Linked DNA regions of Homo sapiens: region 1 is linked to region 2. A link is an interaction called in ENCODE POLR2A ChIA-PET data of the cell type or tissue named here. Cell type or tissue: MCF 10A. All regions are shown on one strand.

Region 1 (2,500 bases), 150 kb before region 2:
CTATCTTTCATATCTGGATTTCAACATTTATTTCATTTTGACCTGTGAGGCTTCCTTACTGCCTTGCAAGCTCAGTGCTACATTTATAAGTACATGTATTTTATTTTAAAATTTTTTTGTGGAGATGGGGGTCTTGCTATGTTGCCCAGGTTGCTGATCTTGACCTCTGAGCCTCAAGCTATCCTCCTGCCTCAGCTCCCAAAGTGCTGGGATTACAGGCATGAGCCACTGTGCCCAGCCAAGTGCATATATTTTAAATTTTTATTCAGCAGGTTTAGTTGTTTTCTGGGGAAGAGTTATTTATGTTTTATACATGTCTGTTAAGTCTAGTTGGTTTATAATGTTGTTGAAGTCATCTTTTTAAATAGATCCTCTGCCTAATTCTTGAAATATTATATTTTCCATTTCTAGGACTTCTTTTTGGCCTTTAAAATTATTCTTGGCTTTTTTTTGGGGGGGGGGGAGGATGGAGCCTTACTCTACATCCAGGCTGGAGTGCAGTGGTGTAATCACGGGTCACTGCAGCCTTGACCTCCCGGGCTTAAGTGATTCTCTTGCCTCAGCCTCCCAAGTAGTTGGGACTACAGACATGCACATGCCACCATGCCCAGCTAATTTTTTGATTTTTTTGTAGAGATGGGATCTCTCTATGTTACCTATGCTGACCATGAAGTCCTGGACTGAAGTGATCCTTCCACCTCGGCTTCCTCAAGTGCTGGAATTACAGGTGTGAGCCACCATGCCTGGCCTGGTTGATTTTTGTTTTGGTGCTGTGGGAGGAATGCCTGCCTTGGAGGAAAGAAAGATCTGCATTTTTTTCCCTAATTAATTTTATTTTATTGTGGTAAAGACATTAAATTCACTCTTTTAATAATATTTAGAGCATACAAAATGGTATTGTGGTATTGTTAACTATAAGCACGATGTTCCACAAATCTCTAGAACTCATTGATCTTGCATAACCCAAACTTTATGCCCATTGATTGCTGGCCTGTTTGTTTTTTTTTTTTTTTCCAGAAGGAGTTTTGCTCTTGTCGCCCAGGCTGGAGTTCAATGGCATGATCTTGGCTCCCTGCAATCTCTGTCTCCCAGGTTCAAGCGATTCTCCTGCCTCAGCCTCCTGAGTAGCAGGGATTACAGGTGTGCATCACCACACCCAGCTAATTTTTGTATTTTTAGTAGAGATGGGGTTTCACCATGTTGGCCAGGCTGGTCTCAAACTCCTGGTCTCAGGTGATCTGCCCGCCTCAGCCTCCCAAAGTGCTGGGATTACAAGCATAAGCCACTGTGCCCGGCCTGGCCTGGTTCTTTTTATTTAGCTCTCTGTCTCTAGTCATATTTTATATATATGACTAGAGAGTATGATGGCCAGTAGTATGATAATGTGGTGCAGTGTGTTCTGTACATGTATCAAACATACAAGTACAGAACGTATCTAAAGTAACTGCTCTACACTGCCCTATACTATAAACTAGTCCTCAAAAGCGTAGCAAGTTCTACAGTTTGGAGAAATTTGCACATTAAAAAGTTGCCACTTTTAACTACCTTCTTTTATGCATTGATAGTTTATGCATTGATAGTCAGAAAAGGTCCCCCTTTAAGAGAAGATGCTTGGGGCCTAACCATTCTCACTGTTCACACTTATCTCCTCTACTCTTGAGATCATCCAGTCTCCTTGACACTAAGAAAAGAGTGTTCTCAAAGCAGACAGCAGCAGGAGGAACCAATGTGTGAGGACAAACAACAGGAGCAAAGTGCCAAGCTGAAGCTTAGGAGCAGGTGGATAGTCAGATAAAAGAGTGGAGTGGAGTGTGAGAGCCAGATGGAAGGGTCATGGCCATAGCCATGTAGGGTAGGAGTGCCACAGAACAGACCTCCAATATTTGAGATCAGTTTCAAGTCACCTCTGGTCCTTCTCCAGGACATGCCTCTCTATCTTTCACACTGTGGCATGAAACTGCCACTTCAGATGTTGCTAGCAGAGCCATACCCTCCAGTCACTCCATTAATGCAGTCAGCCAGAGCTGCTCTAGCTTTGCCCTGTTGATTCATTTTGAGCTGTCACCTAAAACACCCCAATTCTTTTCCATAGCTAAAACAAATTCATTTTTCTCCCATTTTTTACCTAGTTGCATGGAGTTTTGTTTTTGTTTTGTCTGTTTTTTAAAAAAAAATTTGAGTTCACGAACACACATTTATCACTTCACCTTGTTAGATGCAGCCTGCCATTCTAGGCAGCAAGAGGTTTTGGCCCAATTCTGTCTTCATTAGCTTTTACTATCTTTCTTGGTTTCATGTCATCTGTCAATTTTATGAGTACTTCACTGTGTATACATCTAAATCACTGATAAAAATATTGAGCCAGATCAAGGCACACCTCTTGAAGTTTCCTTTGAAGCTGATATTGATGCATTACTCAATACCCTTTGGGTGTGATTGCTCAACCAGTTATTATTCCACCTAGTTGTACTTGTACCCAGGACAAATCTGCATGGTTGTC
Region 2 (2,500 bases):
TCTATCTTTATATTTAAAATGGGTTTCTTATAGGCAACATGTAGTTCGGTCTTGCTTTGCTTGGGTCTCCTTCCCTGTACTGTTGCCTAAAAATCTCAAACCAATAAGCTGGGGCAATCATTTGTTTTCCTTTTCTCAAGGATCACTGTCTTTTGTTGCCTGATGTCCAGTGTCTTCAAACAATTATTTCATATATTTTGTGTGTTTTTCCCTTTTTTGTTGTTGTTTCAGGTGGGAGGTTAAATACGTATCAGTTAGTTTACCTTGAATAGGAGCAGAAATCTGACCTTTAAAAACATAATTTATGTGCTTTAGTTTAAGTAGTTAAATTTTCTGTTCTAATTTAATTTTAATTAATTAATTCAATTTTCATTGTAGCTGTTTTTTAAGGTATGGTGGTGTTTGATCACGTTTTAACCAAGACAAAGACCATTCTGAAATCCTCCCTGGTAGCTTGTATTATATAAAATATGCCCATTTCTTTCAAGTTAACCTCCTTTGCCTGTAACCAACAAATGGCAGCTTCCAGAGCCTCTTTTCCCCAGCAGCTGGTGAGAACAGCACGTGTTTATGAACTGCTGAAGATGTCCCTAGTCATCAGATCAGATGCACTCTGTAGCTGGACTCTCTCCTAAACTGAGATCATCACATCCACTGCCCCCCACTCCAGTTGTCCATAGAACCCTTGGGCTCTATGCAAGCCTGTTAGAGCTCAGGGAGTTTTTGATATTTGTTTTTAAATCCAGCATAATTAACTTTTAGGTGTTGGTAGATTTCTAAAAACAATCTTCATTTACATAAAGATATTTCTAAGTTGAGTTATTTTCTTCTCTCTCTCTCTCTCTCTCTCTCTCTCTCTCTCTCTCTCTCCTCTCTCTCTGTCATCAGCCTGTAGTGCTTCTAAATAATACAGGCACTCTCTGCTGCCCAGCCTAGACTCTCTTGGGGCAGAGGTTTGTCAAAGAACCACTAGCACTGTGGTATGCATGTGCTTAGGTGCCTGCTACCATCGTGTCAGAGGGAGAAACCTGAGCAAGTCCCTCCATGCAGTCTGACTAGATTATTACCTTGGCTTTAACACACTACAACCAAGGAGCATTTAAAGAAAAAGCAGGCTTCCTGTCATGCTCAAGCCTCATTCATCATAAGAACACTCCCTCTGCAGTTATTGCCCCATCTCTTCCTGCCCTTTCTTGTCCAGATTTCTTGAAAAAAAAAAACTTGCTTCCTCCTTGTTCTCACACCTGGCCCAGCTGCAATCTGGCTTTTACTTCCTATCCCCAGCCTTTCACAGCATCTCTCCTTGGCCCCTGCAATCACCTTCAGGCCTCCTCCTGCTTGCACCAGCTGCATCTGCTGCAGCAGACCCCACCTTTGTTTTTTGCTTCTCTGCCACTCTTTCACTCTCTCCGTCCTCAACAAACCTTTAGTGTCTAACTCAAGGCCTGACACACTCCCCTGATTTACAGAGTCTTCTCCTTCTTCACTCCCAATCCTCCAACAGGAGAGGAGTCATCAAAGCCATGGGAGTCAAAGGTTCTCCTGAAAGAAGAAAAAGGAGTGAGGACAGAGCCCCCAGGACCTTCAACAAAACAGGAGGGAAGAGAATGAAGTCAGCTAGAAGAGAATGGGGTCACTAAGGACATGCCTACTGCACAGAATACAGAAAATGTAAAATAGGCAAGATTCTTGTCTACAAATTATGATCACATCTGATATTCCATGCAAGCACAGAGCAATATGTCAAACCAGAATGCTGAATAAGATTTCACTGTCTCAACATTGCTAAGAGGAATATGACATTAACATATTGAAACTCTCCTCCACTGTGGGAAAAGAACCATGCAGATGTGTTGGTTCCAATTTGCTTACACACATGTGTGTAATACAGACAAGCAGCAGAAGACACTATCCTCCTATGGCGGGTTTAATCACCAGAACCTATTAACTACAATTTTGTCCAATTGCCAGTCTCAGCCTGGAAATCTTCTCCCTTTCTGTCAAGACTTTACCCTCCTTCCCAGCTCAGCTTGAAGCTGCCTTTCCCAGGAAGTCTTCCACCAACCCCTGTGCATCCCTTATGTGTGAATATTCACACTTCACACTGTGTGACTCAGGTGACTCTTAGACAAGCCTTCTGTCTTCTGTAGGTCTGGAAACTTCTCGGAGGCAGGGCTGATCCCTCAAGGCATCCAGCAAAGCACCTCCCCGACCATGAGCACTCGATGAGTATTTGTGAACTGAAGTTTGTCTGAAGTTCCTGCAGGAGGGTGAGGATTACTGCAGAGGGGTGCCATTGCCGAGGCTCACCCCAGCCTAAGCCACCCATGAGCCACAAAATGCCACTAGAGATTCCTGGTATGGCACCTTCCTAGCCCCTGCACCAAGCAAATAATTCTGTACTTTAAATAAAGGAGGGACGGCTGAGGGAGAATACTTCAGGCCCTCCCTGTCTACTTCTGCAGCACTTCCCAGCCCAAGAGCCCTTGGAGGGCATTTG

Evidence for each region. Peaks named below come from ENCODE experiments on the same cell type or tissue, not always from the same donor. Only the 100,000 strongest peaks of a DNase experiment are listed, where the experiment ranks them.
Region 1: POLR2A ChIA-PET joins it to region 2 with 5 read pairs; 2 of 35 experiments call an interaction of 5 or more read pairs at or near these places.

What each region holds. Positions count from the first base shown.
Region 1 is chr18:35,559,967-35,562,466 of GRCh38, reverse strand. No RefSeq gene overlaps it. Among named protein-coding and RNA genes, the nearest start is that of GALNT1, 21 kb to the left of the region's middle. In MCF 10A, no CTCF peak of the experiment used is centred here; no DNase peak of the experiment used is centred here.
Region 2 is chr18:35,411,414-35,413,913 of GRCh38, reverse strand. No RefSeq gene overlaps it. Among named protein-coding and RNA genes, the nearest start is that of ZNF396, 35 kb to the right of the region's middle. In MCF 10A, no CTCF peak of the experiment used is centred here; a DNase peak (open chromatin) is centred at 1,163.